Linked DNA regions of Homo sapiens: region 1 is linked to region 2. A link is a loop called in an ENCODE intact Hi-C map of the cell type or tissue named here. Cell type or tissue: IMR-90. All regions are shown on one strand. Each heading gives the region's core, and the rest is flanking DNA. Links, peaks and the distances in the headings are about the cores only.

Evidence for each region. A loop is a pair of places that touch in the nucleus more often than their neighbours do. Peaks named below come from ENCODE experiments on the same cell type or tissue, not always from the same donor. Only the 100,000 strongest peaks of a DNase experiment are listed, where the experiment ranks them.
Region 1: a loop joins it to region 2, with 2.8 times the contacts of the local background. A loop is called at or near these places in 2 of 110 quality-filtered maps.

The regions. Positions count from the first base shown.
Region 1 is chr11:24,487,168-24,504,106 of GRCh38, reverse strand. LUZP2 (leucine zipper protein 2) reads right to left here and starts at 7,054. Exons shown (of 12, transcript NM_001009909.4): 1 at 6,802-7,054. The coding sequence starts at 6,863. In IMR-90, for the core only: no CTCF peak of the experiment used is centred there; no DNase peak of the experiment used is centred there; H3K4me3 peaks cover 1,424 bases; H3K27ac peaks cover 295 bases.
Region 2 is chr11:23,015,500-23,032,438 of GRCh38, reverse strand. The region is part of intron 4 of LINC02718 (long intergenic non-protein coding RNA 2718); the gene reads right to left. The region is part of intron 1 of LOC124902646 (a long non-coding RNA gene); the gene reads right to left. Among named protein-coding and RNA genes, the nearest start is that of CCDC179, 160 kb to the right of the region's middle. In IMR-90, for the core only: a CTCF peak has its summit at 10,948 (motif pointing left); no DNase peak of the experiment used is centred there; H3K27ac peaks cover 225 bases.

The DNA of each region.
Region 1 (16,939 bases), core at 4,536-12,535, 1.5 Mb before region 2:
GCAGGAACCATTATAGATGTATCTTATGGGAGGTAAATGGTGTGCAATGATGAGAACTCATTAATGACTCTGCTTTGAGTTTTGAAAATGACCTAGAATCTTATTTAGGCCAGCTCATTCTTCAAAAATCTACTAAACACAGGATGTTCAACTGCTTATTACTGTAATTCCCTTTGTCTTACGGCCTGTTGTTCTATGATGATTACATGTGGTGCAACAATTTGTTTTTAAGTTATTTTATACTCCATAATAACTAGAATAGTTCTGGATTCTTCATAGGTACTAACTAGTCACATGTTGCTTAATTACAGAATAGCTATGTCATAGTGAACATTCACATAACAGAACAGAATGAATATAGTGGAAAGTTCTGGGTTCTAGTTTGTTTCCCTTTACGACCTTGGGCAAGTCTCAGTCACCCTGGGTTTCAGTTTTCTCACCTCTAAATTGTAGGGCTTTGGACTAGAACACATTCTTGTGTTCACAATATGTGTCCCAATCGTAGGCTTTTTAAAGTACACTTAAAGAGATTAAAACACTGGAAAGCAACACCAAACAATTCAGACATAATTGCAATGCAATCACTACCTATGGTATAATTATGTCTCCTAGGGTTTACGAAAGAATCCTCAGAGAACACTGTTTACTTGGGTGACCTTCACCTTCTGTCTTCATACTCATGAAGCAAAGTTCTTAGACGTCTTAGTAAATATTTGCACTTTCTCTGATGCAAGCTTGACATGATCTGTACCTTTCATCTACTCTTAGCGGTAAATTACACCGTTTTCTATGATCCACTCAGTTCATAGATGTCATTGTCAACACATTCACATTCACACAGTAATCTATAGCAAAATAAAGAGAAATATATTTTTCATGTAATAGTCAGAATGTTATTACATAATTGTGAAAAGTTTATGATAATGTATGTGCAAACTAGTTGATGGTCAACAACCACTAAAGCTATTTTAAAACTGACTTAGTATAAGATCCCTTTCATATGGTCATTTTCAAAACTACAATGGTTGGGCTGCCTCTATATCAGTGATTCTTAATTTGTTCTCCGTAGTAAAAAAAAATGTCAATACTATCTTTTATTCCTTTAATTTTTCTAAACATTTGTACCTTTTAAATGTTGCTGGTAAATGATGAAATCAATGAAGAAGTAGAAAATAAAGTCATAAAAACTTTCAAGTCTACCCTACCTATATAGTTTGAAAACTTCCACTTTTATTCCTTGACACTTGTACTCACAGCTTTGATTTCATATCAAAATTTATAGCAATTACATTTTAATTAGGTATACAAACAGACAAATATTCACTTTTATGCTAAATCTCATTCTAAGTCATTAAGTTAAATATTCCAGATTTTCATGGTGTTCACCAAAGTGTACAGCACCATCAAAAACACTTTGGAGGGGCTGGGCACGGTGGCTCATGCCTGTAATCCCAGCACTTTGGCAGGTCGAGAGGCGGGTGGATCATGAGGTCATGGGTTCAAGACCAGTCTGGCCAAGATGGTGAAGCCCCATCTTCACTAAAAATACGAAAAAATCAGCCGGGCATGGTGGCAGGCGCCTGTAATCTCAGGTACTCAGGAGGCTGAGGCAGAGAATTGCTTAAACCCAGGAGGCAGAGATTGCAGGGAGCCGAGATGGCACCACTACACTTCAGCCTGGCAACAGAGCAAGACTCCATCTCAAAAACAAACAAACAAACAAACAAAATACTTTGGAAAAAAACTAGCCTAATAACCAAATAACCCCCATTATACCTCTGACTTCCTCTCTTCTCTACCAATCATTCTTTTCTTTTGGATGATGACTATGCTTCTTGTTAATTTCATGTCACCTAATTGATTTGTATCTATATTTTTTCTTTTTTCTGCTATGGCCAAATCAATCACAAAGATTTTATAAAAATAATATTAATAATACCATAATAACTGTACAGGCTAACCTTTGTTGAGTACTTAGGGAATATGCTAAACTGTTTCCACGGATGAACTCATTCAGTCCTTACAATTGAAGGCTGTTACCTTCTCAAGTAGGTGTTATGGGGAGGTCTGTGTTCTACATCAGAAAACTGGATAGAGAGGATAAGAAGTTTACCTAATAACATATAGTAAGTGTGGCAGGATATTGAGGTTGATCACAAAATATTTTTCTTTTCAATATCCTTGGAAAGTAGAAGTTGCCCCAGACACCACTTAATTGGCATTATTAACTCTTTGCTTCATTCACACTTAGAAATTTGTGTAAAATTTTGTTGTTATTTACCCAATTTTGTTTTATATATCATTATTTGTATGTATGACTAGATTATGGATATACATAACTAATCTATTGTTTTATTGCCCTGATGGTGCATGTAATAACTGACTGATAGCAGGCACATTCTTACTGCATGATAATGAAACATCAAAGACATGTCTACAGGGATGAAGACAAGTTCAGAGAGTCTTTTTGGATTTCTCAGAAAAGGAACCATAATTTTAAACAGTACCTGTTTAATCAGGTTACTTAAATGATTTAGCACCATTTGTAAAAGGGATTTTAGCAAATCTTCTAGAAGTCACTGAGAAACAGCCGCACACATAGTTTCTTATAACACACACCAGAAAACATTATTTCATTAGAACCACGCATTCCTCATTGGTTTCAGTGATCTTTGCTTCTTAGTTAGAAGGTCAAGTTCTTCCTTTCAATTACATGGAGTTTGGTTAAGGACAACTGTACAGACAAATCAAATATTTGAGATGTCCCTATCATTAATCACAGAGAAAATTTAATCCACAAAGATAATCACCAGATAAGTCATTTTAAAAACTGCTATTGGAAATAGGTGACTAAGGTGCAAAACTGCAATGTAAGAAGTCAAAATATTTGTGTGTTAATATCTTCTTAAGAAAGCCATACCTCTATCTCATTTACATGGAAGGTACAATTTTTATCACAAATAAAGGAACGTAGGTAGCATCCTGTAAAATGTCATGTGTGGCAGACACTGTGCACAGGACTTAGGAAGCAAACCCATGTTGCCTCAAAATATTTCAGGAGAGTTAAGGTGAGACTGCTTCTTGCATCAAATTTATTTGGGTAAAAATATTTTTTGTGTGTTCTCATTGTGTTTATTGTGATTCTTGTCCTTTATTCTACAAATCAAGTTGATCTTGAGGTTAGTTTAATTCACGGAACAAATAGCCCGGGGCATCTTCAATATATAGTATCATCTAAAAATAGATTCCAAAATAAACATGTAGTGTGACTGCTGATCAGACAGTCCAGGAGAGACCTCTAAGGTGACTCCTGTTGGGAGGACTATAACCGACCATCTGCTCAAAGTTCTTGCTTCATGGAAAACCACCAGAAGTCAATAGACCTTCACTCCTCCCCTGCCATGTCTCTCTCCTTATTAAGTCATTTAAAAGTTAACAATCCAAAGGCATCAAGAGTATAACCACAGCGTAAAGGAACAGAGGTTCAGCAGAATAAAGCATGAGCCTTCTCCAGCACTCCATGGGTCCCTTTTCACCAAGAACTTCTAAAGAATTTTTCACCCTACCATTACTTTCAATACCTATACTGCTTCTTTCTGAAGTGAATTACTGCCTACCTTGGAATAGCAATTTAATACTATACAACAAGGCTATCTTAAAAGTATAGTCATTCTACTCCAAAGCTATTAAACCAACATGTTTGCTTTCTTTGATCACATTTATTTGTGTACAGTTTAAATGAGTTTCTGTATTAGTTACATTATTCATATCATTAACTTGATTTTTTTTGGTAATTTATATGCATTTTCTAAGCAGGAGAGACCATATGCCAGGACATTAAACAGCTCTTTTTCTTTGTTCGTTTTTTAAAACTCTATGGGGTTTACCAGTAAAACAGAGAAAAATGCTTGGCTTTTGTGTAAATTGAACATTTAGCTTTCTTTCAGGACAAATACATTAACTCTGATTGGGGGCCATTGATGTTCACTGTGATTAAATTATGGGATTTTGTGCTTCAGCATCTAAAGTTGCTTCAGAAAAGGTGAGAAGGAGGAACAAGCAAAAAGAGAAAGCTATTCAAAAATGTCTATTTAAAAGGCAGGATTGTTTTCTATTCAAAAATTTCTGTTTAAAAGACAGGATAGTCGCTGTGGGCTAGATACCATTAGACCTGTTCACAACACAGTCAAAAGACTACCTTTTCACCTGCAGCATTTGTTTCACTGAACAGATTACTTTAAAATAGAACTGAACTTCAGACCTATTGGAAATAAAATAGCAAAGTATTAAGGCAATGCACTCAGAGAAAGATATAATGAAACAAATATATATATATATTTGCATTAAGAGTCTCCGCTCTGCATTCCCTACACTTTGGAAAGAGTTTGACAATAAAAGACAGGTGAGATTACCCAAAGGCTATAGGAAAAACTAGCAATTACCACCACCTGCTAATGCATCCAGCGTGATCTAAACATGTGAAATACCATTTGCTTCACATACAGGACTACTGACTAAGAAACTAAGTTAACAGAAGTCTTTGGCCAGAAAACCCACTGTCCCAGGTGGCCATGGCTGAGCTACTCAGCTTTTCCCAGCAGGACAATAAGCTCATCCCTACTAACACAACTGTCCTTTCAAAGCTGCTCAGTTTAGGTTCTAATCTGCACAATAACCATGTGCCTATAAGAACTGTTAAATATTATACACAGAATGGCCTTCTGTTAGAGATCTTTAAAACATATTCTCTTCTTTGCAAAATGACACTGATAGTACCGCATTGCTTTTCATATTTGTTCAATATCACAGGGTATTCTGGGTATCCAGTAAAATGAATTCCTACAGAGTAATCACATTAATAAGATATGCTACTTATTATAAATATTTCATCTTTTTCAAGCCCAGCATTCTCTTCTGGTAAAATTTAATAACCATAGTTTTCACATACCACAAGCATTGCAGAAGTTTCAAAGCTAAAGTGAAATAGATGATTATTCCAGTTTTTGTTGTAATAAGTGTGTTAACTATTTTTAAAGAAATTTATCCCTATCAAAATCAACACTTTCATGAAAGGAAAAGATAATGGCTTTTTGACCCTGTATTAGATATCGAACATTAAATCTTTGGACGCTAGAGACTATAGAGCTTTTTCATTCAATTTAATTATAGTATCCTTAAAAAGCAAATGTACTTTTGGAACTCTAGAGATGTTCACAGTCTAAAATCACTGTGGGCTGGATTTCTATTGTTTAAATATTTCCTATTATTTATGCATGTGTTGACTGTCATCTACTTAAGTGTCCAAAGTTAGAAAATTTCCTTTCTCTAGAAGACTAAATCACAACATAAGAGTGAATGGCAAGAATTTAAAGAATAACTGTGATGCATAATTTGTATTGAACTGTTGAGAGCTAACCACAAATATTAAAATGGGCTCTGTATTTAGAGCAACTAATTATAATACTGGGAAGCAAACTGGTTTTCTTTAAAACCATCTGCACTTTATGAGCTGAAGTGACAAGCAAACCTTACAGAAAATGAAGAATCAAACTTACATTTCATTTTAATCTGGGAAAGTCACCTGGGCTTTGTTTGCAAGGAAAGACTAAATTTATCAATTATTGAGGGTAAATGAAATAGTCTCTACACTAAAAGGAAAGTTTGGTTACACAGGCCTGAAAGAAGGTGTGTAGATTAGGAACGGAATCAAGAATTTTACAGCCTTGATTTGTAAGACAGAGTAAGTTTTCTTCATCCTTTTCCATTTCAGAATTAGAAACAACCCTATATCCCTACTTTATTTGCCATCAGATGCACAATCAAATAATGTTTCTATTCACGTAGACTTGAAAGGATCTTCATCCTGTGTGGGTTATTTTATTTTATAGTAGCCAAGGGAAAGAGGTTGCTGCCAATATGATGCTAAGGGCATGCAGAATAAAGACAGTCCTGGGCAACTAAACAGTCCACCTTTGTGCTGCGCTTGTGGAAGAAAAAAGCAAACCCATCACAACTTTGGGACTTGATCAACAGTGGGGAGTCACAAAACTCTTCTCAATCTCTGCATTTTAAATCTCCACCAAAAATAGCTCCTCTGTAATGGGGCTTAAAGTCCCATCCATGGCCAGTGATGGAGTACAGTACTTAATTGTTTCTGACTAGGGTCTCTGCATCAGCACTCTGAGAGTGTCTTCTAACTTTTAATCGCCTTCTGTGCTCTTTAATTAGACCTGTTCACAAGACAGTCAAAAGAAAACGCCTATCACTAAGCTTATCCAAGACGTTGAAACATGCCATTTCAGGAGTCCAGGAACTTTTGTACAAGTCTTAGCATCTTCCAGGATTAATCTGTTTTCTCTGGTTTCCTCTTCCTTAAATCAGGCACACTTGGGGGAAGGGAGAAGCTCTATGGTTATTAAGACAACTCCAATGTAAAGACACTGCCTGGTGGCAATTCCCTCCTTGCCTATTTCCGTTCTTTATTTTGTTCTTTTACCGCGTGTTACCTTTTGGCTACTAATAGGACCGGAGGGTAAAATGTCTTTTCTCTCCTTCGGAAGAGAAAGCTTTTGATCCCTCACTGAGAGCAATCCTAAGACTTTCTCCAGGGGGCTGGGATAACTAGGAAAGGGCTCTGCTCTCTCAGAAGGATTTCAGAGCCCAAACCATACAGCGTCCCTCTTGCTTAGGCGGGAGATGCAAACAGCTGAAGTGCCTTGGCCCCCACTGGTGACCCACAGTAGGACCAACCTCGCCCCGGCAGCGCCCCTGGCCTCAGGTCACTCACGCTCCTGGACTCACCTGGTGCTGAGGACCAGCGCAGGCAGGAGAGGCAGCAGGTAGTGCGCTGGGCTGAATTTCATGCTGCTGCCTGCCGGGGTCCTCCTTCCCTCGCTGCCTTCTCTCTCTCTCTTCGGGATCCTGTCGCTCCTTGGTGCCCGGCTCTGTCCCCAGCCAGTGATGAGCGCTCTTCCGAGGCGGAAAGGCGGAGACGGGCACACGAACGGACGCCTGGGGAAGGCAGGCGCTGGGAGCGAGGAGTATCTTCAGGAGTGATGTCACCGGCGAGGCGAGCCCTGCCGGGGATTGTTCGGCGCCGCCGCTCCGGAGCCCGGAGGGCGCGCCGTCACTCGCGCTGGAGGCGGCGCGGGGAGAGGGAGGGGGCGCCTCGCGATCGCCCCGTGCGCTTCGGTCACCGGGCTGCGCTCTGGTCAGTCGGGTGAGCACTGGCCAGGGGCGGATCATTTATTCCCGCTGCTCCCCAGGATGGCGCGGGGCGGGGCACGGAGAGTAGAAACCTAATCTGCCGATAATTGAACTTGCGTACTCGGCAGGAGATGAGACCCAATTCACTGGGAGAGACTTCCAGACGCGTAGGGTCCTAGGCAGGTGTCTCTCGCCGCTTAAACCGTGTTTGGAAGAACGTCGCTCTGGAGAGAGTGTTTAGAAGATTGTTCTAATTAGAACTGCATAATGATTTGCCTGAAACAGATGGAAGGAAGCGGGAGTAAGCAGCGTCCAGAAATGCAACCTCAGCCCGTCATGGCATTGCAATCTTCTTAACCCGTGAATGTTGACTGCAAAGAACCAAAGAACGTTTCGGGACCGTTAAGACATCTGCTGCTCTGGGTTTTGAAGATTTCTGATCTTCCTCTGATTTCAGTCGTCTGTACCAGCACCTGCCAATGGGGTTGGACCTGGTGGCTCAAGTTCACACACCTGAAGGAGTCCTTTTCCTCAGGTGAAACTCATCAAGGAGACCTAGCGGACAAAAACCATTAAAATGTTAACAGTAATCAGCTCGGAATGATGGTACTGGAAGGTAGAGGTTTTGTAGGTCATTTGGTTTTCTATATTTTCAAATGTTCTATCATAAGCATCCAATATTTAATAGGCTCTATTTAGAAATTTTAATTAGAAAAATTAAATAGCACAATTATAATCCAAAACACCATTTTGCAAAAGCAATTCTGAGAAACAGAACTACTATCTCTGCTACTGAGATATTCAATTCTAGGATATTTATAAGATGATATTGCATGTGTGTGTGTGTGTGTGTGTGTGTGTGTGTGTGTGTGAGTGAGAGTGAGAGAGAGAGAGAGAGAGAGAATGAGAATTCCATCTGGATATTATCCTGGTTATATAACTGTGTATAAGGCACTTCTTCATACAGTATTTAATTTAATCTTCACAAGAGCCATCCTAGTGAAATAGACGTTAATATCACTATTATAGATATGAGCAGACTGAATATCATCAAAATCTGACTATGCATATTAAAAAAAAGAACTGGTTCTACTAAGTCCTAAGAAAAATTCCACTGTTGCCTCAAACATCACAACTAGCACTCCTAGCCCAGTGTTTGACACAAAGTTGTGTTCAGTAAAGGGTGAGGTGCACCAAAGTCCCGAAAGATAATGGACAGCTGTGTCCAGGAATTCCTATCTAGAGGTTTCAGTTCATGTTCCAATTATTTCGGGGGCAAGCTCTTTACAGAAAAATTTAGATGATACATCCTCTTCAATCTCATTTTCGAAGACATTTGTAGGAAAAATGCATTTGCTGTAAAGCTTTATTTTAAAGAGGATGCAAATCTAAAAGGTTAACCATCTAATTTACTATTTTTTTTAAATGGGATTGAAGGTTAAGACATGTATGTAAAACAGATTTGCTTCAAAATCTTGAGCTGCTGAACTAGATGAGTAATAAGTTTTGAAAAGTGAATATTAGCCCCTTGGGCAATAATAATAAGATCCACAACATTATCGATCTTGTATATGCCTAATAAGTAGGCATATACAAATAAACTAACATGTGAATTGCATATCATTTAAGAGAAAAAAACGACACCACACTTTTCTAAAACAGAACTCTGATTCCAAGTAAAATAAAAACTCTGGTTTGCTCCTGCCAGGGTTTTCTAACATAGATTCCCTGCTCACTTTGAAGGAGATTACTTGAGTTGTATACTCAACAAAGACATAAGGCTACTTGGCAATTTTTTTAATGTGTGCACCAGGAAATAACACTCATATTTGTAGAATACATTTTTTATATAACAACTTTGCATCCATTATCTTACGTCCTAATCATAGAAACCAAATGTGGTAGTTATTTCTAGTATTTTTCTCTTTTCCAGTTAAGGTGACAGTTTCAGAGTAGTTAAGTAACTTGCTCAAGGTCACTCAGAGACTTATATAGTGGCGATGGCATTCAAATTCAGTCTGCATTACTTCAAAATGTATGCTTATTTGAGAGAAAAACATTATACACATGTAAGAAAAAACTTTCCCCAACCTAAGTTTTTTTTACTTTCAACTAGACATATAACATAAAACAACAACCAAATTATCTAATATCAATGAATAAAAAAGTCAGAATGAACTTTCTTTACACTGTATCTATATTGGATATCTATAAAGAACCACAAAGTTTGTTGGCCTTTGTGCATTTACTGCAAGCCAAAAAGAAAAAAAAAAAAATCTCTCCAAAAGACATCTAACTTGGAAGGGCATGAGAGCAACATAGTAGGGGAGTACATCTTGAAAGGTATAAGTAAGATTCTGGAAACTCCCACAGATGTAGAGAATTGAAGTATTATTTTGAATTCAAGTACAGATGTGTCTCTCAGCAGAAGTCTTTTCTTCTAGGAAAATTACAAAACCAGGAATCTCCATCACCCATGACATTCTGTCCACATTGTCACATAAAAACCTAAATTCAGAATAAATTTTGTGGCTTTGGAGAATTGGTAGATGAATTTTAAAGATACATTAGTACAGATAGCAATTCACTTATCTTAAACTACTTATCCTATGCTGAGTCCTAACACTGGAGTCAGCAAGCATTGTTTGTGGTAACTGTACCCAAGTCTGAAAAAGAACATCAAGAAAACCCAAGCAGTTGTGCTGAGTCTCTATAAAGTGCTAGGATTAGGAGATATAGAAGCTGTTTTAAAAACAGCTTTATTGAGATTTAATTCAGGTACTAAGAACTTCACCATTTTAAAGTGTGTAATTTAGTGCTTTTATACACATCCATAAGATTATGAAATCATCATCGTTATATAATTCCAGAACATTTTCATCATGCCCAGAAGAAATCCTGTACCTACGAGTAATCACTCACTGGTCCCCACTTTATCCCTTCTCCTGAACCCCCACAGACACCAATCTAATTTCTCTCTTTATGGATTGACCCAAATCTTGACATTTCATATAAATTAAATCATACTGTATCTGGTTTCATATAACTACTCTCTTTCACATTCATGTTTTAAAGTTCATCTGTATTATAGCATATATCGTTACTTAATTTCTTTTTATTGCTGAATAATATTCCATTGTAAGGGTATACCACATTTTGTTTATCCATCCATCAGTTAATGGATATTATGGTTGTTTTCATACTTTCGCTATTATGAAAAACTCTGCTATGATCATTCACATAAAAGTTTCTGTGTGAACATCTGTTTTCAGTTCTCTTGGATATATACCTAGAAGTGGAATTCCTGGATCATATGGTAACTCTACATTTAACATTTTGAGAAACTGCCAAACTCTTGTTCAAGATAGCTGCACCATTTTACATTTTCATTAGTAATATATGAAGGTATCGATTTCTTTACAACCTTAAACTTGTTAGTTGCAATTATTTATCTATCCTTTTATTATTATAGCCATCTTAGCTGATGTGAAGTCTTATCTCATTTTTATAGGCATTTATCTGATAATCACTATCAACATATTTTCATGTGCGTACTAGCTATTCATACACATTTTTGAAGATACATTTATTAAATTATTTTTTCAATTAATTTTTGAGTTTTATTTTTGCCTAGTAAGAGTTCTGTCTATATAATGGGTACAAATCCCCCTTAGATATGTGATTTGCAAATGTTTCCTAATCCATGGATTTTCTTTTCACTTTCCTGTTGGTGTCATTTGCACCACAAATATTTTTAATTTTGATAAAGTTCAATTCACCTACTTTGAATGTTATGATTATACTCCTGAGGTTGTATCTAAGACAGCTTTGCCTCACACTAGGTTATGAATATGTATGCCTTTGTTTTCTTCTAAGATTTTTATTGTTTTAGATCTTAAAGATAGGTCTGTGAATCCAACTTTTGTGTATTTGTGAAGGAGGGGCTCAGCTCCATTGTTTGCATGTGGGTATCAAGTTCTCCTAGCAATATTTGTTAGAAAGGTTATGTTTCCACAATTTAATGCCCCTCTTATTTCATTCTTCACACAGTAATACATTTTTTCTTATTTCTGTTCTGTTTTCTGCCCTCATATTCTAAACTCTCATGTCCCCTAGTGTTTCATCCTTGATCCTCCTCTTTTAAAATTCTATATTTTCTTCCCAAGTTGAACTTATTATTTTTTATGGTTTTTACAATCTTCACTATGGTATGGATCTTAAAATTTACCCCAGCCTAGACTTCCTCGCTGAGACTTTACCTGGGTTCTATATGAATACCTCAAAGTCAAATTCAATCACATTGAACACTTACTCATTCTTCCTCTGTCTGACCCTTCTTCGGTATATCTCCTTATACTTCCATCAACTCAGTCACCCAAGTTTAAACCTGAGAGTTGTCTATTGCTTTTACCTCCACCTTCTCCCACATATAGTCAATCACCAAGCCCTAGAGATTTCACTTCCTAAGTATTTATTTATAACAATTGTCCCACCTCTATATGACACCTGTCATCTGGGCTTTAATTAGAGGTAACCATCTCTTGATTCGGAGTGTACTTTTTACTTTAAGATGGATTTTCCTCAAAACTATTCCCCTTGTATAATCTATCTAAACTGCAAATATCGTTATAATCTTAAATCTCCTAGAAAATTACTCTCAAATAAGAAAACCAATACATGCCTCCTTTTTTTCTCTGTTTAACTTTCATGTTGCACTGTAAATACATTAATGGAAGTTTCCCTTAATGAGACTTTATAATTTTTCATGTTATTCCTTCTTTATGAAGTATTGTCTTAGTGTACTCAGATATTTACTTTAATCATTTAAGACTCATCAAGGACATCACTTCTTTCTAGAATGATTTATTGAGTCCATCTGCCACCGCAAACTTGGTGAGATCTTTCTTTTCTGAATTTCATGACCTGTGGTAGATTGCCTTGAGTTGCACTGATAATATTATATTGTAAATAAATTTTTATGTTTTCCACCACACTATAAATATTTCTTACTTTTCTTTGCACTAAAGATAGTAAGGGTAGTATATAAAATTATACTCTTATTTATATATTTCCTAGGATAATTATTAATTTTATTCATATACCTGTAGATCTGGGCATTAAAGAATAAGAACAGAAAAAATGACAATTTACATGGTTTATTAAAAATTTGTTTCCTTTTTTCATATTCACTGTTTGCTCATTGCTAGTTTAAACTATTTACAAGGAAGTTTCTTCTCATAAGGCCAATTATTCATTATTTAAAAGCCAGCTGCCTCCTAAAAGAAAAAAAAGAAATATAGGCTAATACTAGTAACTGTGCTTCATACAAAAATAGAAAAAGTTAAACACAATATCTTCCAGTTTTTTAATTTTTTATTTTTTATTAATACATAATAGCTGTACATATTTATGGGATAAATGTGGTATTTTGATATAAGCATGTAATGTGTAATAATCAAATCAGGATGATTAGGATATCCATCACCTCAAACATTTATCATTTCTTTGTGTTGGGGAGATTCCAGATCTTCTCTTCCAGCTATTTTGAAACATGAAATAAATTATTGTTAACTATAGTTTCTCTATTGTACTGTTGAATACTTTAACTTATCCCTTCCATTTAACTGTATTTTTACATACGTTAATCAACCCTTTTTCCATCCATATCTTCCCAAAGAAGGGATGTCTGCAACTCCATTTTACTGCTGCACTGTTCACAATAGCCAAGATATGGAATCAAACTAAAGGTCAATCAAAAGATGAATGCATAAAATAAATGTGATACACACACATTCAGCAATAAAAATGAATACAATCTTTTCATTTTCTGTAACATAGATGAAACTGGAGAACACTATGTTAAGTAAAATAAGCCAGGCACAGAAGGACAAATATAACATGTGCTAACTCATACATGAAATCTAAAAATGTGATCTCATGGAGGTAGCTAATAACAGGGCAATCACTAAGTGTTTTGAGCTCAGCCATCTCCATTGAATGACTTTGACCCATTAAATTCCCTACCACCTTCTTTGTAAGTAATGCTGCTGGTTTACACAACGGTTAGAAGTTTATGTAAGAGCTCTGGAACGGGAATTTTTTAGGAAGAAATATAGGCTAAAGGATCTCTTTTTTTAAATACATATTGCTGGGGAAAGAGTTCCATGTTCTTTCTTTGCTAACATCACCATGTGTCAGGTATTCTTGGACTGGGTCTATTCACTTGGAAAAAGAAAGAGACGAACATAGTAATATCTGTATGGATTTGCCGTATTCTTGACATTTCATATAAATTGTCCTTTTTGTCCAGAGGCAGGGAGATACATCGTAAATCTGCTGTCACAGAACAATCATACTGGGAATCCACCAGGGTATTGAAATTTCAGTGAATCCTTTTATGCCTGTGTTTTCCAGCCTTTCTTTTTCCCTTTTTAGTATTTTCATATTTTCCAGTATATTTACAAAGGAATCTGACCTGTCCAACTGATTCTTTCACTGGATCAGTTAAATTCCACCTAACTTCTAAAATTAATAACATCTCTTTATTTTCTGGGATTAAGTGTAGGCTTCCCTTTGCCACATATGTTTGTCTGTATCTCAGTGAATCTCTTGGCACAAAAATTTAGGACCCAATTTAGTCCTTCTTCTATAATTATTTATCATTATAGGACCACAACTAAACCAAAATTTTTAGTGCATAGCTTCTTCTTGCTCACTATACCTGACATTATACATACGATTTTCAAAGACCACCTCTTATCCACCATTATATTCAGCTCCAAATATAATTAATAATACAATTTCTGTTTCTGAGCATGAATAAAAACAGTTAGTACCAGATCTGCCTCTTTCTATAAACAAAAATTTTGAAAAAAAATGGTGACTGTTTTAAAAAATTCGGGAATAAAAATAACAGGGTCATGGGGAAAAAAAAAAAAGAAAAAAACTCATGCTCATACCAGCTTTCTAAAGAGGACCGTTATTGACTACCATGGTACTAGAAGGTAAAGTCCAAAGCAAACAATAGTCTTCCTGAGCTGAGGAGGCAGAAGTCTGAAGTTTGAACTGCTAGAGTGCCCAGGATTTGTGGGAAAATGTAACAGAGAAGAAGAAACTTTCCAGAAACCCCACAAACACATGCACGGGGGTTCACTATGAGTCTCTGGCCGAAGACTGTACTGTACAAACAGAGAGAAAGACACTGAAAGGCACAGTTTGGTCAACCTGTGGTTGCAGTGAGGCTGAGAGTAGAGTAGCGGTACCAGAGTTTTTCCACTACTATGAAATACTGTAATTCTCATTTAGCCCGAGTACAGTAGCCTCAAGAACACTTTGCAAACACCTCAAACATTTGGCTGAGACTAAAAAGAGATAATGCAGACTTTTAGAATAAGAGCTATGCTTTAGTGTAACAGCTGTATCTTAGAACTAAGCTCACAAATGATATAGACTTACCATGAAAAGATTTATTTTTAAAGTCTGACAACACAAAAAAAGTTTCAGTATTTTAACTGCCTACAGAAGAGAATTCAACATTCATTAAAAGACAGTGGTATATTCAAATCTCCAGAGTGTAGCCAGCACAATGTCAAGCATGCAATCAAAGTATTAGACACATGAAGTATGGATTGTACTCATAATCAACAAAAAAACAGTTAATGACAATAGAACCCAAAGGAACATGGAGTTTTAAATTAGCAGACAAAGACCATTGAGAAATTGAAACTAGAAAAAAAGAAACAAATGAAAATTCTAGAACTGGAGAGTACGATATATGAAATTAAAAATGCACAGCTTGAATACTGAAGAATGAGTACTGAAGAATGAAGTTAAAGGCACACAAATGTAACTAATCCTATCTTAAGGAAAAAGAAAATAATTGAGGAAATATATGGATAGGGATTTAATCAACTATGATATCAATTTGTCTAATAAGCACATGTCTGAATTTCCAGGGGGATAAGAAGAAAAGATTAGGACTTACAAATTATACAAAGAAACATTGACAAAAACACCAAATATGCTTAAAACACATAAATTTTCATTTTCAAGAAGTTCCACCAAACTTAAGCAGGAGTGAGCACAACAGATTCAAAGTTAAACATATCACAATCAAACTGCTGAAAATACAAGATAAAGTGAAAATCTTTTTTTTTTAATTTAAGTTTTAGGGTACATGTGCACAATGTGCAGTTTAGTTACATATGTATACATGTGCCATGTTGGTGTGCTGCACCCCTTAACTCGTCATTTAACATGTTAATGCTATCCCTCCCCCCTCCCCCCACCCCACAACAGGTCCTGGTGTGTGATGTTCCCCTTCCTGTGTCCACGTGTTTTCATTGTTCAATTCCCACCTATGAGTGAGAACATGCGGTGCTCGGGTTTTTGTCCTTGCGATAGTTTGCTGAGAATGATGGTTTCCAGCTTCATCCATGTCCTTACAAAGGACGTGAACTCATCATTTTTTATGGCTGCATAGTATTCCATGGTGCCACATTTTCTTAATCCAGTCTATCATTTTCCAACATTTGGGTTGGTTCCAAGTCTTTGCTATTGTGAATAGTGCCACAATAAACATACGTGTGCATGTGTCTTTATAGCAGCATGATTTATAATCCTTTGGGTATATACCCAGTAATGAGATTCTTGGGTCAAATGGTATTTCTAGTTGAAGATCCCTGAGGAATTGCCACACTGACTTCCACAATGGTTGAACTAGTTTACAGTGCCACCAACAGTGTAAAAGTGTTCCTATTTCTCCACATCCTCTCCAGCACCTGTTGTTTCCTGACTTTTTAATGATTGCCATTCTAACTGGTGTGAGATGCTATCTCATTGTGGTTTTGATTTGCATTTCTCTGATGGCCAGTGATGATGAGCATTTTTTCATGTGTCTTTTGGCTGCATAAATGTCTTCTTTTGAGAAGTGTCTGTTCATATCCTTTGCCCAGTTTTTGATGGGGCTGTTTTTTTCTGTAAATTTGTTTGAGTTCTTTGTAGATTCTGGATATTAGCCCTTTGTCAGATGAGTAGATTGCAAAAATTTTCTCCCATTCTGTAGGTTGCCTGTTCACTCTGATGGTAGTTTCTTTTGCTGTGGAGAAGCTCTTTCGTTTAATTAGATCCCATTTGTCAATTTTTGCTTTTGTTGCCATTGCTTTTGGTGTTTTAGACAGGAAGTCCTTGCCCATGCCTATGTCCTGAATGGTATTGCCTAGGTTTTCTTCTAGGGTTTTTTATCGTTTTAGGTCTAACATTTAAGTCTTTAATCCACCTTGAATTAATTTTTGTATAAGGTGTAAGGAAGGGATCCAGTTTCAGCTTTCTACATATGGCTAGTCAGTTTTCCCAGTACCATTTATTAAATAGGGAATCCTTTCCCCATTGCTTGTTTTTGTCAGGTTTGTCAAAGATCAGATGGTTATAGATATGCAGCATTATTTCTGAGGGCTCTGTTCTGTTCCATTGGTCTATATCTCTGTTTTGGTACCAGTACCATGCTGTTTAGGTTACTGTAGCCTTGTAGTATAGTTTGAAGTCAGGTAGCGTGATGCCTCCAGCTTTGTTCTTTTGGCTTAGGATTGACTTGGCAACGTGGGCTATTTTTTGGTTCCAGAAGAACTTTAAAGTAGTTTTTTCCAATTCTATGAAGAAAGTAATTGGTAGCTTGATGGGGATGGCATTGAATCTATAAATTACCTTGGGCAGTATGGCCATTTTCATGATATCG
Region 2 (16,939 bases), core at 6,034-14,033:
ATTCAACATTCTTAAAGAAAGGAATTTTCAACCCAGAATTTCATATCCAGCCAAACTAAGCTTCATAAGTGAAGGAGAAATAAAATTCCTTTACAGACAAGCAAATGCTGAGAGATTTTGTCTCCACCAGGCCTGCCCTAAAAGAGCTCCTGAAGGAAGTGCTAACCATGGAAAGGAACAACCAGTACCAGCCGCTGCAAAATCATGCCAAAATGTAGAGACCATTGAGACTAGGAAGAAACTGCATCAACTAACGAGCAAAATAACCAGCTAACATCATAATGACAGGATCAAATTCACACATAACAATATTAACTTTAAATGTAAATGGACTAAATGCTCCAATTAAAAGACACAGACTGGCAAATTGGATAAAGAGTCAAGACCCATCAGTGTGCTGTATTCAGGAAACCCATCTCACGGGCAGAGACACACATAGGCTCAAAATAAAAGGATGGAGGAAGATCTACCAAGCAAATGGAAAACAAAAAAAGGCAGGGGTTGCAATCCTAGTCTCTGATAAAACAGACTTTAAACCAACAAATATAAAAAGAGACAAAGAAGGCCATTACTTAATGGTAAAGGGATCAATTCAACAAGAAGAGCTAACTATCCTAAATATATATGCACCCAATACAGGAGCAACCAGATTCATAAAGCAAGTCCTGAGTGACTTACCAAGAGACTTAGACTCCCACACATTAATAATGGGAGACTTTAACACCCCACTGTCAACATTAGACAGATCAACGAGACAGAAAGTCAACAAGGATACCCAGGAATTGAACTCAGCTCTGCACTAAGCAGACCTAATAGACATCTACAGAACTCTCCACCCCAAATCAACAGAATATACATTTTTTTCAGCACCACACCACACCTATTCCAAAATTGACCACATACTTGGAAGTAAAGCTCTCCTCAGCAAATGTAAAAGAACAAAAATTATAACAAACTATCTCTCAGACCACAGTGCAATCAAATTAGAACTCAGGATTAAGAATATCACTCAAAACCACTCAACTACATGGAAACTGAACAACCTGCTCCTGAATGACTACTGGGTACATAACAAAATGAAGGCAGAAATAAAGATGTTATTTGAAACCAAAGAGAACAAAGACACAACATACCAGAATCTCTGGGACCCATTCAAAGCAGTGTGTACAGGGAAATTTATAGCACTAAATGCCCACAAGAGAAAGCAGGAAAGATCCAAAATTGACACCCTAACATCACAATTAAAAGAACTAGAAAAGCAAGAGCAAACACATCCAAAAGCTAGCAGAAGGCAAGAAGTAACTAAAATCAGAGCAGAACTGAAGGAAATAGAGACAGAAAAAACACTTCAAAAAATTAACGAATCCAGGAGCTGGTTTTTTGAAAGGATCAACAAAATTGATAGACCTCTAGCAAGACTAATAAAGAAAAAAAGAGAAGAATCAAATAGACACAATAAAAAATGATAAAGGGGATATCACCACCAATCCCACAGAAATACAAACTACCATCAGAGAATACTACAAACACCTCTACGCAAATAAACTTGAAAATCTAGAAGAAATGGATAAATTCCTCAACACATACACTCTCCCAAGACTAAACCAGGAAGAACTTGAATCTCTGAATAGACCAATAAGAGGCTCTGAAATTGTGGCAATAATCAATAGCTTACCAACCAAAAAGAGTCCAGGACCAGATGCATTCACAGCCGAATTCTACCAGAGGTACAAGGAGGAACTGGTACCATTCCTTCTGAAACTATTCCAATCAATAGAAAAAGACGGAATCCTCCCTAACTCATTTTATGAGGACAGCATCATCCTGATACCAAAGCCAGGCAGAGACACAACCAAAAAAGAGAATTTTAGAACAATATCCTTGATGAACATTGATGCAAAAATCCTTAATAAAATACTGGCAAACTGAATCCAGCAGCACATCAAAAAGCTTATCCACCATGATCAAGTGGGCTTCATCCCTGGGATGCACAGCTGGTTCAATATGTGCAAATCAATAAATGTAATCCAGCATATAAACAGAGCCAAAGACAAAAACCACGATTATCTCAATAGATGCAGAAAAGGCCTTTGACAAATTTCAACAACCCCTCATGCTAAAAACTCTCAATAAATTAGGTATTGATGGGACGTATCTCAAAATAATAAGAGCTATCTATCTATGACAAACTCACAGCCAATATCATATGGAATGGGCAAAAACTGGAAGCATTCCCTTTGAAAACTGGCACAAGACAGGGATGCCCTCTCCCACCACTCCTATTCAACATAGTGTTGGAAGTTCTGGCCAGGGCAATTAGGCAGGAGAAGGAAATAAAAGGTATTCAATTCGGAAAAGAGGAAGTCAAATTGTCCCTGTTTGCAGATGACATGTTTGTATCTCTAGAAAACCCCACTGTCTCAGCCCAAAATCTCCTTAAGCTGATAAGCAACTTCAGCAAAGTCTCAGGATACGAAAACAATGTACAAAAATCACAAGCATTCTTATACACCAACAACAGACAAACAGAGAGCCAAATCATGAGTGAACTCCCATTCACAATTGCTTCAAAGAGAATAAAATACCTAGGAATCCAACTTACAAGGGATGTGAAGGACCTCTTCAAGGAGAACTACAAACCACTGCTCAAGGAATTAAAAGAGGATATAAACAAATGGAAGAACATTCCATGCTCATGGGTAGGAAGAGTCAATATCATGAAAATGGCCATACTGCCCAAGGTAATTTATAGATTCAATGCCATCCCCATCAAGCTACCAATGACTTTCTTCACAGTATTGGAAAAAACTACTTTAAAGTTCATATGGAACCAAAAAAGAGCCCGCATCACCAAGTCAATCCTGAGCCAAAAGAACAAAGCTGGAGGCATCAAACTACCTGACTTCAAACTATACTACAAGGCTACAGTAACCAAAACAGCATGGTACTGGTACCAAAACAGAGATATAGATCAAGGGAATAGAACAGAGCCCTCAGAAATAATGCCGCATATCTACAACTATCTGATCTTTAACAAACCTGAGAAAAACAAGAAATTACGAAACGATTCCCTATTTAATAAATGGTGCTAGGAAAACTGGCTAGCCATATGTAGAAAGCTGAAACTGGATCCCTTCCTTATATCTTATACAAAAATTAATTCAAGATGGATTAAAGACTTAAACTTTAGACCTAAAACCATAAAAACCCTAGAAGAAAACCTAGGCATTACCATTCAGGACATAGGCATGGGCAAGGACTTCACGTCTAAAACACCAAAAGCAATGGCAACAAAAGACAAAATTGACAAATGGGATCTAATTAAACTAAAGAGCTTCTGCACAGCAAAAGAAACTACCATCAGAGTGAACAGGCAGCCTACAAAATGGGAGAAAATTTTCGCAACCTACTCATCTGACAAAGGGCTAATATCCAGAATCTACAATGAACTCAAACAAATTTACAAGAAAAAAACAAACAACCCCATGAAAAAGTGGGCAAAGGATATGAACAGACACTTCTCAAAAGAAGACATTTATGCAGCCAAAAAACACATGAAAAAATGCTCACCATCACTGGCCATCAGAGAAATGCAAATCAAAACCGCAATGAGATACCATTTCACACCAGTTAGAATGGCAATCATTAAAAAATCAGGAAAGAACAGGTGCTGGAGAGGATGTGGAGACATAGGGACACTTTTACACTGTTGGTGGGACTGTAAACTAATTCAACCATTGTGGAAGTCAGTGTGGCGATTCCTCAGGGATCTAGAACTAGAAATACTATTTGACCCAGCCATCCCATTACTGGGTATATACCCAAAGGACTATAAATCATGCTGTTATAAAGACACATGCACACATATGTTTATTGCGGCATTATTCACAATAGCAAAGACTTGGAACCAACTCAAATGTCCAACAATGATAGACTGGATTAAGAAAATGTGGCACATATACACCATGGAATACTATGCAGCCATAAAAATGATGAGTTCATGTCCTTTGTAGGGACATGGATGAAACTGGAGATCATCATTCTCAGTAAACTATCGCAAGAACAAAAAACCAAACACCGCATATTCTCACTCATAGGTGGAAATTGAACAACGAGAACACATGGACACAGGAAGGGGAACATCACACTCTGGGGACTGTTGTGGGGTGGGGGGAGGGGGGAGGGATAGCATTGGGAGATATACCTAATGCTAGATGACGAGTTAGTGGGTGCAGCACACCAGCATGGCACATGTATACATATGTAACTAACCTAGACATTGTGCACATGTACCCTAAAACTTAAAGTATAATAATAATAATAATAAAAGAATGATTATGTTTAGCAGGCATGTATGTATCAAAAACTCACCTTGGGAACACATTCTACAGCAGCCTGTAGTCCAGAATAACTAAAAAAATAAATTGAGGCCAGGAGCACTCAATTAAATAAATAATCACAGAGAAATAAATGGAGAAATTTTGGTTTAAGGCAAATGGTGAAAACTTGATAGAGTTACAAACATGATATAGAGAAGAAAGAGAGGCATATAAAATTCTTGGTTGTATCTCGGCAGGCATCTTGGAGAGTGTGAAATTTGAGTGGGATTCAGAAATATTTGTATTGGGTTTATATGGGGGAAAAGAACATTCTAGGCAGAGGAAACAGCTTGAGCAAAAAGCCAGAGGCAAGAAAAAAAAAATCAGTATTGTAAAAAAAAAAAGCTTGGTAAGTCAATAAAACTGAAAAAAAAAAAACCAGTTGCATGAAAAATGTAATCAAGATGATTTTTAAAAGATAGAGAAGGGACAAAATTTGAAGAATTTTAAAAGGGAGGCTGAGGTTTTGAACTTAACTCTTTTGCCCAGAGCCCGCTCTAGGCTACTTTTTTTTAAACCTAGAAGAGATAATGTAACTATGGAAAAACAGGAGGAAGTTGTTTTGAATCACTTAAGGATGTCAACATCTTCTCAAATGTTTGATATGTTTTTGAACACTGCTTTCCAAGACCTGAAATGTCATGAAAAAGGATTTGACAAGGATATTCACAATAGTACAAAATCTAAGTTCCTCCAGTGCAAAATTCTTTAGAAAAATGTCATGTGCAGAGAAAGAATTTAAGCTACTCTTCAGAGAATGACAAGATGTAATAAAATCCTGAAAATAAAACTTCCCTCAGTTAAAATAAATAAATAAATAAGTAAAATACTCCATCTACAAAATATTAAATGTGAGTTCTAGCTACCTAAGGAATGTTGGCTGATTAATAAACATTATAAATAATTGAAACCATACATATCTTACAAAATGAAGGATGCATTCCTCTCTCTCCAGACACTGCACCTAAAAATTGCCTTGAGTAATGACAGGTGTGAGCATAAAGAAACAGGAAATTTAAAATAAAAGAAATTGACTAAGTACTTTTACCCAACTGTATACTTCATTGAAAGAACTTGTCAAGTAGGGAAGAACTGAAACTGGAAAGGAAAGATACATAAAACATTGAAATATAATTTGAGTTTTCCACTCTGTTGTTATTTATCCAACAAACACATATAGTACTTACTAGATAAAAAGAACTTTCCTAGGCACTTAAAAACTGCAACTTTTAATTCTCATAACAATCTTATGAGGTGAGTATAATTATTATCCTTATTGTATGAATGAGAAAACTAAGGTACAGAGATGTTAAGTATCTTGCAGAAAGTCACATGTATTGTCAGGGGCAGAGCCAGGTCCATGTGCATAACAACCAAACTACGTTCTTGCTCTCTTCTTTTTCTTTGAAGATTGTTTTCCAAGAGGCAATAAAAATGCCATCATTAGATTATACTTAAAAAGGTTTATTGAGACTTTATTTTAATATCAGGCATTTTTATCTGCTTGGTTTGTAATAGTGAACTAAACACAAGTAATGACTCTGACTTTCTAGACCTCACTTTCTAGTTAGATGAAGCAGGAAGAACATTATCAAACCATTAAATAAGCAAGATTATTTCAAAGAGGATGAAAAAGATAAAAGACTATTTGGTAATAGGAGGATCAGTATGTAGAAATTTATACAAAACTGATTTGGAGCATGAGAGACTCAATTGTCTTTCCATCTGACAAAATTAATTTGCATATCTCTAGACAAGAATTATTTTTATTGCTATTAGTTATCTATTACATTCGTAGTTGTAAAGTAGCTCAAAGACATTGAAAGGCACAAATCCCATAGCATCAAATAACCCAGAAAGATGTCTGACACTATATGAGTTTCTTAGATCATTGGTGTTATATGTTATGTGCTAATAACTTAGAAATGTATAACCAAGTCAAACATTTTCTCTGTAGTTTGAATCATCTACTATTTACTTGACATCTCCACTTGGCTGTCTAAAAACCATCTTGAATGTAACATTAAAAAGAATTGACTTTTTCTCACCGAATCTATTCCTCTTCCACTTTTCATTAATACAGTAAATGATATCACTATTCATCCAACGATTCAAATCCAGAAATTTAAGGAGTCATACTTGATTCTCCTTATTCCATCAGTCCCCACATGAAATCCCCTAGCAAATCCTGTTAGCAGCTTTACCTCCAAAATGCATTTTGATTTGTTCATTCTTATCCCTCTCTACTGTCACCACTCTGGCTTGTACCATTCTCATATCTCAATCAACAATTTCAATAATGTTCAGCTTCCCTTTTTCTATTCTTGTTTCTCTTCCTTCAATTCTCCCCATAGCAAGCAGTCAGAATATGCTTCACAAATATAAACCAGATTTCTTTATCGTGATGCTTAAAACCCTTTGTTCCATCCCAACAAAATAAACAAAACATTCACTGTGGGGCTGTAAGGCTCTGCATGGCCTGTACCCTGTCTCTCTCTTTAACAGCTAATACTCCAATGTCGCTCTCCTCAGAGAGCGCTTTCCCTTCTCAATATTTGTTGATATATTTCCCTGTTAAATTTCTTCAGAGCACCTACATCAAACTTAATTCTTTCACCTAATAATTTATTTATTCTCTGTCTCCCCGCTCCCCTAAAAAAAGTTTAGAAAGGCAGAGGCCATGATTCTCTCATTCTTGCACATACTGATGCTCAATAAACATGTTATCTAACTGAATAAAAATCGTTACTTAGAGAAGTATTTCCCAAAGCATATTTCATGAAATAGTCGAATGTTAATGATACACAGAAATGATGTGATGAGCTCATTGAAATCAGCCAATACTCAGTAAATATTTTACAATATTTACAGAGATTTTTTTAGTAGATTTAATGTACCAGTGTGTACTGTGAATTTTCAAGAGAGGGACATAGTGTGCTGTATTGTTATTTTTGTTATTTTGGATTACAGACATGTATAAACTGATCCTACAGTAAGGCAATTTGGGAGTTTGTATATGTTTAATGTGGCTACATTGTAAAATGAAAGAACGTGTGTAGGAAATGTAGGTTGTAATTTATTATCTAGTCTATCTAGTTATTTTACCATATTTTTGTGACTATTTCTCGGTTTTGTATAGTTTCTTAGTATTTGCTGACTTTTTTTCAGTAAATAGACAATCATTAAACCCTTAACTTGAGCACCTACATCAAACTTAATTCTCTCACTCAATTATTTTCTCAAAGAATTAGATTAGGACTTAATAATTTTTATTAAAAAATAGTGCTTTATAAAAATTGCTCTTTTTTTAAACAGATTGAATGAGAAGATAAAATTAGCCAGTAGTGAAATGTGGTTTGTCAGGTCATAAATTTGCATGCTGGTTAATTAGCAAAGAGCATCTTCCAAGGTTTGTTTAAATTGCAGTAATATTAGGTTGGTGCAAAAGCAATTGCAGCTTTTGCCATTAAAAGTAATTATTTTTAATTCAGCCACTCAGATGTTCCTTTCTCCTAAATTTTTCAGTAAAAGCCTAGTCAATATATGTTTGTGTAGTATTGAAAATTTAATAAATTAGGGCAGATTATGGCTGAAAGTTTGAAACATCTTCCTGTTTCCCCTCTCATGGACATCAGCCCATTATAAATGTGCAAATTTAGAGGCAAATTTATGCCTCCCAAATATGCAAAGTACATTAAAAGTAATTACTTTTAATGGTGAAAACTGAAATTACTTTTGCAGCAACCCAATAATTCAAAGCCTCAAGTTATCATTCAGCTGACATATATATCTATGCATAGATAGGTAGATAAACTTATTTTTAGTAATAAGTATTTTCATTTTAATATTTCATTCTAATGACTTTATAAAGAGATTACATGAACAAATGTATACTTTTTTATTCTTTCTATAACATAACCAATCCTCCTGGATGTGTCAATTGGTCTTTTTACTTCAGGTCATGGAAAGAATTGATATGTCTTTGCCTCCGAATTTGCACATGTATAATGGGCCGGTTGCCAATGAGAGAGGAAACAGGAAGAGGTTTCAAACTTTCAACCATAATCTGCCCTAATTTATTAAATTTCAAATAGTACACAAACATATATTGACTAGGCTCTTACTGAAAAATTTAGGATAAAGGAACATGTGAGTGGCTGAATTCCACAGCAATCTGTGGATGCATCATTTGGATCAGAGTGATTTATTATTCTGTTGGTGTTGCTTTTACTGGACACATCCTCCCAAGTACCAGGGGTTTGTAACCCAGGGTCTCCAGATTTTTGGGTATGCACTGTGAAAAGGGACCCACTTATAACTATTGTACCTTGAGCTCTTATTTCAAAAAAGTTCCGGGAAGAAGCTCTGCCCCAGAAAAACAAAAACTGTTTGGATCCAGAGATGCCTGAGTTGGAGGTGAATTTTGCTGAACTCCCCTCATTACCATACTAAAATCCCCACCCCAGGAGGAGCTTATTTGTCATTTTCTATACATGCTTCTGCATGATCAGCGACTGAGACTGCACTGTCTTTACTCCCTCTCTACATAAAATGACTCAGCTAAACAACTCAATAAAAGCTGTTTTCAATGATGTTTTGGAGCCACTGCCTTGGGAACTATCCTCAGTGTTCTCTTTACTTGTTGCAAGTAATAAAATCCCCTAGCTAAATCCACCTTGGTCATTGGACTGTCAACCCTCAAGTGATAAAGCCCACCTATTGTGTGAGTAACAATCCTGGTGACTCAGATGGGCTCAAGACCCTGGTTCTGATCCTAACTCCTCAAAGCCTCCCAATAGGTGAAGCAGTGGGTAGCGGCAGCTCACCCAGGCTAACTCGCTCACATTGCCTGAAAGGGGTGGGTATGATACAGGAGGATCTTTCACATGGTGACAAGCCCACCAGGCTGTCACTTGGGCCTACCCCAAAAGAGTACAAGTGGCTGCCTGAACCTTTTTGTTCTGTGATCCTTCAGGGCAGTAAGTGGACTTTACACCATGGGCTGACTAAAAGAGTGAATTCTTTGGATCTAGCAACGGGATCTCTAGAGTAAGGGCAGTGTACCTCTGTTTGACTTTCTTTCTTTTTCTGGTTTGTGCCCTGGGGGATTGAAAGAAACTCCCATCACAGTAAACAGCAATCTAGACCTGGCTAGCCAACAGTGAAATGAACTGTGAGATCAATTTTTCCAGAGATAGGTTTAAGGTCATCAGAGGGGATGCATCTTCCAAAGTAGAAAGGGACCTGTGGAGGCTGGAAGCCCTCGACTTTGACAGCTAGACTGGGAAAACTTCAGCTTAGGAGAAGGGGCTCACACTGATACATTCCTGATTCACCTGGGTATGTTCTCTTCAGGTATCAGCTTTTAAAAGAAGGGGAAGCTACTATGCCTGATGCCCAGGAGGGTCACTGGGCAGCATGGTGGGATTTTGCAGGAAGCACACGGGGCTGTGCTTGGGATCTGCCAGGTCACCCTCACACATTGACTTACTTTTATTATGTGTGTTAGAGGGGCCTGTTACATTTTGAGAGGAAAAATCAGTCATTGCACATCTGTATAACTGTTAACCTGCTATGTAAACTTTGAGAAGCTAGAATCGAACCCTAAATAAGAACTTTAGGGTATGGGGAACCTGACCTCCGTATCAGAGCAAAGCCCATTAGGGTTTATCCTCTAAACACTAGAAGATTTTGGGGTATTCAGATAAAGCCTTTTAGGGTGCATTATCCAACACTAGAAGATTTTTGGGTATTCTCCAATAACTAAAAAGAAGATGATTTTCTTTTGTAACACAGCCTGGCCACAATGTGTCCTAGGTAGCCAGGAACAATGGCAGAGGGACAGGTCACTTAATTACCATAGCATTCTTCAGCTGGATATTTTCCATAAGAGGCAAGAGAAATGGGATGAGATACCCTGTGTCCAATGTTTTATGGCCCTTTACCAGAACAGGGACCTATAGATAAAGTGCGGACTTTGTACTCTCAAGGTTGGACCACCTGGATCTCCAGCTAAGCCACTGGAGAAGCTGCTACCAATCCTAGAGAGCCCTGTGGATGAGAAAACCTCCCTCCACCCCATGAAAGCCAGGAAAGAAGAGAACAGAGAGAAGGAGGTTGTCATTCCAACAGATTATCGGGGATGTCTCCTCCCACGTAACCACCTGACTTGGCAGATAAACTCCAACTAAAATATCAGGGGCCTCCCCAACTAATGTGTCAGGGGCTCCTCTTCCAGATAGCACAATCCCGGAGTGGGAGCTTTTACAAACTGGGAGGTGGGATGTTTCCCCTCAGGCAGGTTTTGGATGGGGATGTGCATTTAATCCAAGTACATGTGCCTTTTACCACCTCTGAGAACTGTAATTGTGAAATACGTATGAAAGGCTTTCAGGCTAACCTGAGGAATTTATTTCCCTTATAGGAGGCATCTTTTCCACTCACAACCTGACCTGGGCTGATGCTCAGACCTTGGTGACCACCTTTTTAACTACTGAGGAAATATCCACAGTTTTAGCTGAGGCTGGGGCAAAAGCTGGCAGGCAGCCTAATAACCAGCCCAATAGCCCCATCTAGTGACCAGAAGAGCAATTGGTTCCGAATGGAGAACCACATTGGGACCCCAGTACCAGAATAGGGAGGGAGAACTTGGAAAATGACCTGAACATATTATTGAAAGGAATGAAAGAAGTTAGCGAACCTCCTGTTAATTGGAGTAAGCTTAGGGATGTTCATCAGGGACCTAGAACCCCTCAGCATTTCTAGAATGGCTGGGAGAGTGCCTGCAGGACTATATCTCCTGGGACCCTGAGGCACAGGGAAGTCAGGTGGTCCTTAGCACCTGTTTATATCTCAGATTGCTCCAGATACCCACAGAAAGATTCAGAAATTGGCCATAGGCCCTGACATTATCCCCTCCCCAGTTAGTAGAGATGACCTTCAAGGTTTCAATAACAGAGATGTGGTTGGAGAAGGCAGAAAAGAAGACGAAGAAAGAAGCAGCTTTCTGGTAGTTGCACCTCAGTCCATTCCAGACAACCCAGAAGGAAGAAGGGAGCCAGCTTGGGTGACTGATCCCAGGCCATAACGTGGGATCAGTCTTGGGCCACCAAGAAACTAGGACCTGATCAGTGTGCCTATTTCAAATTAGTGGGACACTGGGAGAAGGACCCAGCTGTCTCCAAAGAGAGAAGGCTAGGGACAAGCTCTCAACAACAAAAGAAGACTGGCAGGACCCAGGACCTCCCCAACTGGCTCCTCAATATAAGATCTCTATCTCCTTAGAAGTAGGGGGACAGCCGATTTGAGATTCTGCTCAATACGTGAGCCACATTCTCTACACTGGCTAGCAGAAAGGGTACTCAGAGTGTGTAATATTAAGGGGATGTCAGGAAAGGGAGACAGTGAGCAGTTTCTGGAGGCTCTGACTGTGATTCAAAGACCCTGACCCCTCTTCCCTGTATGCCCCTCAGTGGCTCATCCCCTAGGGAAGGACATACTGACAAAACTTGAAGCCATTGTCTGCCTCAACCAAGTCCAGTTAGAAGTAGAGGTGCCAAGAGCTCAAAGAGCTGCCTTCCTGGCCCTTCTTCATGAAGATCTTGATCCTCCAGGAGAAACCCTAGGTGATATTCTAGCACAAGTCAACCCTGAAGTATGGTCACAGGGCCAAATAAGGACTGTCACAGTAGAACTTATAAGGATACAGTTAAAACCAAACAGCCCGACACCAAGAGTAGGAAAATATCCTCTAAAACCTGAAGCACTGCAGGGAATACAGCCTGTGTTAGAGAGTCTCTTACTCCAAGGGCTTATCAGGCCTGGTCACTTCCCATGTAATACCCCACTGTTAAGAACCCAGAAAAAAGAGAGATGGTTAACAGTGCTGCTCAGGACATTTACCCCATAGAGCCTAACACTTATATATTGCTAGCCAGTCTCTCAGGGGACAGCAAATACTTTAGTGTGCTAGCTCTGAAAGATGCCTTCTTTTATGTGCCTCTAAGCCATGACTCTCAGGAATTATTTGCCTTTGAATGAGAGGATCCTAAAATGTTTCAGAGAAGTAATGCTGGATGGTACTTCTCCAGACTTCAGGAACTCCCCAAACATTTTGGGGGGCCCTAAGCTGAGCTCTATGAGACTTGAAGACATAGTGGGGCATCGTCTTGCAATATGTGGATGATATCCTCATAGCCAGCCCCATTAAAGAAGATTCTGGTAAAACTATCCATCCAGTCCTGAACTTTCTAGCAGAAAGGGACTGTAAAGTGTCAGAAGAAAAGTCCAGATTTCAAAGGAGACTGTCCAGTATTTAGAGTATGTTATCCCTCAGGGCCAGTGCAAACTTCCCTATGACCAGAAAATGCTGTTTACCACCTGGTCCTTCCTAGGAACCATATAGAATTGCATGGATTCTTGGGTACAGTGGAATTCTGTCACATCTGGACCCCAAATTTTTGGCTTACAGCAAAGCTACTTTATGACAAGGGCCAACAACTACCTCTTTTTTTTTTTTTTTTTTTTTTTTTGAGACAGTCTCGCTCTGTCACCCAGGCTGGAGTACAGTGGCATAATCTCACTGCAACCTCTATCTCCTGGGTTCAAGAGATTCTCCTGCCTCAGCCTCCAAGTAACTGGGATTGCAGGCATGTGCCACCATGCCTGGTTAATTTTTGTAATTTTAGTAGAGACGGTTACACTGCATTGCCCAAGCTGGTCTCAAACTCCTGGTCTCAGGCAACCTGCCCACCTCAGCCTCCCAAAGTGCTGGGATTACAGACGTGAGCCACTGCGCCTGGCCACACCCACCTTTTTGAATGGGATGGGAAATTTGATCAGGCTTTCCAGAAGCTTCAAAAGCTGTTACTGGAGACTCTGGCCCTACAGCTCCCCAACATAACTGAGCCTTTTGACATCTACATCCATGAACGACAGAGAATAGCTCTTGGAATGCTGACCCAGATGCTAGGACCCATGAAAAGGGTGCTGCACAACTTACTAAATAATGTGATAGTGTGGCAAGAGGTTGTCTCCCCTTGCATGGGGCAGTGGCTGCCATTTGTATGCTTATCCAGGAAGCTGAGAAGATTACAGAATCAAGAATTGACTATTCAGATCCCCCACCACATGACAAGTGTACTGGAGTCTAAGAGAGTTATTGGTTAACAAGCTGCAGAATGCTGCAATATATCAGGCCTTGTTGGTAGACACCTCCAACAACTGCATGTGTACATGCCAATCCTTATCTGTGCCATCCCAATGCCCATTATCCAGGATTCCCAAATCCATTACTGCTCTACCACCATAGAAGAACTATACTCTGGAAGAAACGATTTGTAGAGTGAACCTCTTCCAAATTTGGAAAATGTATGTTTGTAGATGGCAGTGGCTTCATGGAAAGAGGCAAAAGAAAGGCAGGTTACGTGGTTGTCTCCCCATGGGAAACCATCAAAGACTACAGCCTCCCCATAGGAACCTCCACCAAAAAGGCTGAGATAATAGCATTAACCTGAGCCTTAATGTTAGGAAAGACCGAGGCATTGACACTTTACAGATACGTGAGCTATGTGTTCTCTGTTCTCCATGCCTGTGGAGCAACCTGGAAGGAAAAGGGACTTCTTCTAAATGCCAAAAACAAGGAAATCCAATATGGAACAGAAATATTGGCACTGCTTTGGGCCGTGGAAATGCCCAGAATGATTGCTGTAGTCCTTTGCCAAGGTGACCAGGAGGGTCTATGAAATAATACAGGAGAACAACCTGGCAGATACCACGGCCAAAAGGGCTGTGCTGGTGGGGAGGGGAAGTCTGCCAAATGTTCTTGCTTCCTTTGGTACCTTTTTATGAATATAAGCCAAGGTGCTCCCCTGGGGAATTATAGGAAACCAAGCAAGAGGGATAACAGAGTTCCCTCTCAGTGGGGTGGGCTCAAATTTAAAGAGGTAAGATATGGGTGCCCAAAAATCTAAGTTGAGCTATTGTAAAGCATACCCATATTTCCTCACACTATAGCAAGGAGGCTATGCACACCTGGCTCTTTAGGATAATAAGGACTTCAAGGGTAAAGAAAATTATAAAGTGGCTGACCAGTGTGTCTTTTTTCAGAAAAACATGCTCAAACCAGACCTCCCATATCCACTTTGGCCAAGATGGTACAATTCAGTGGAACCATGCCAGGGGAAGACTGGCCAATTGAGTTCATTGTTATGCCTATGGCTCCTGGAGGATTTAAACACTTCCTGGTACTTATAGATATCTTTATCTGTTGGACAGAGGTTTTTCCATGCTGGACTATGAAGGCAGGAGAAGTCATAAAGGCTTGATTAAATGAAATTATCCCTTGATTCAGTTTCCCTGTTCAGTCCAGACTGATAATGCACTTGCATTTGTTTTTAACATAGTGACAAAAACTTCCCATGCCTTGGGCATACAGCGGAAGTTCCATGCAGCCTGGGACCACAGTCTTCAGGGAAAACTGCAAAAGCCAATAGAACTCTCAAGGGTATCCTAGGCAATTTATGCCAGGAGGCCCAAGAGAATTGGTTAAAGATATTTACCATAGCCCTGGCCCACATATGGGCAGTACTCGGAGGTAAAATGGGGTTTAGCCCCTTTGAAATATTATATGGAAGGCCTTATCCAGGCAAGGCAAGCCCCCTTTTTTGCCCAGATACAGAGATAGAAAGGACAATAAAGCATATCACTTATCTAGAGTCAGCAGTACCCTCTATAAATCATTATGGCAATCACAGCCTCCCAGTCCCCCCTGGGGTAAACCTTCACCCATACAACCCAGGAGACAGGGTATACCTTAAGATATACAAGACCAAGCCCCACCAGGACCAGCTTTACCCTGTATGGACAGGGACCTACCTAAAGCTTCTAAGCACTCATTCTCCCCTTAAACTCCAGGGAGTAACCTGTTGGGTCCATCATGATTCAAGAGTGAAGAAAGTCAAGAAGCCCCCAGGTTACCCTCCCTCCAATATACTTGTGAAGCTCTCATGGACCTCAAATTGGTTTTCAGAAGAAAAGGTCCAGATAAGTAAAAATGAACTCTCTTTCCTTTATGCTATTTAGCCCTTTTAGTTCCCATGGCCAGTGGTCTCTGGGAGGCCAAGGCAATAGTAAACTTCCAGTGGGAACAATCTGTCCAAATGCTGGATATGCCACAGGTATCCCTAGACCTGGAGACGGTGGCTGCTGCCTTTCCTTTGTGGGGAGACATTAACATCACAGTGGTGGGATGGAGATCCAAAATCTCACCCAAGCCTATAGCTGTCCAAATGGGCCCTTCATGTTCTATGGTTTGTGTGGACCTCACCCATAAGAGCAGTGTCACCAAGAGAATCAGCCTCATTTGTTTAAATTGCCCAGAAGAATAGAAAAAGTGTCAAGCATGTTCAGATCAAGAAGATAACGAACGCAAGTCTGATATCTACCTCTTTAGCTTTAACCTCACTCACCCAGGGGACCCAAAAACTTACTTAAACTCAGCCAGAGAGTTTACTCCTCTAAATTTAAGGGAATCGATGCCCCTGGTCAGCATGAAGTAGACACAGAAGAATGACCTCTGTCAGTAACCCCTCAAGAATGAGGAGTGGAATGTCTCAGGGGTGATTTGTAAGCCAGAATCCCCGAGTTTTGGGATACACACTGTGAAAATAACCACTTGTAACTGCTGTACCTTGGGGTTCTTGTTCCCAAAAACTTTCAGGAAGAAGCTCAGCCCCAGAAAATAAAAAACTGGTTGGATCCAGAGATGCCTGAGTTGGAGATGAACTTTGCCAAACTCCCCTCATTACCATCCTAAAATCTTCACCCACAGAGGAACTTATTCACCATTTTTCTATACATGCCACATGTGTAGAAGCATGATTAGCAACTTTAGGGTAAATGTACCTGATGGCAATAACTGAAGCATACCCTTAGAATGTCCCTGTATGGCAGATGCACCTGCATGTGTGTTTTGAGCTAGAAAACCCAGGAGTGGAGACCCTGGAAATGTGTTCCTTGTCTGTGAGGAACATCTGAGCTCCTGGCCCATCCCATGGAACATGGGCCATGCAGGGGATTGAGGCCCTGAGTTTGGGATTAAATAAAGGTTGCCAGGTGAAGATTGCTAAGGGGAGGGTATTATGTAAAAGAGGTATATAAACTGCATGATATTTGCAAGCAGTTATAGTTCTCCTGCCCAGCCCGCCACCACTGGACTTTCTACCCTGTATATAAGCCCCTAATGAAACCCTATGTCTTGTTTGCTGGCTCCGGGTCTGTGCTTTGGCCCCTTGAACATGGTGCCTTCCCTACTGAGGTTAATGATGAGGGTTCAGCACAACAGCTGCACCTGTGCTGCCTTTACTCCACCTCTACGTGCAATGACTCAGTTAAGCAGCCCAATAAAAGCACTGCTTTCAGCACTGTTCATGGAGGCACTGCTTGGGGAACTTTCGCTGCTGTCCTCCTTGCTTGTTGCAAATAATAAAGTCCCCTTGTTAAATCCTCCTTGGTTGTGGTCATTGGACTGTCACCTGTCAAGGGATGGAACCCACCTGTTG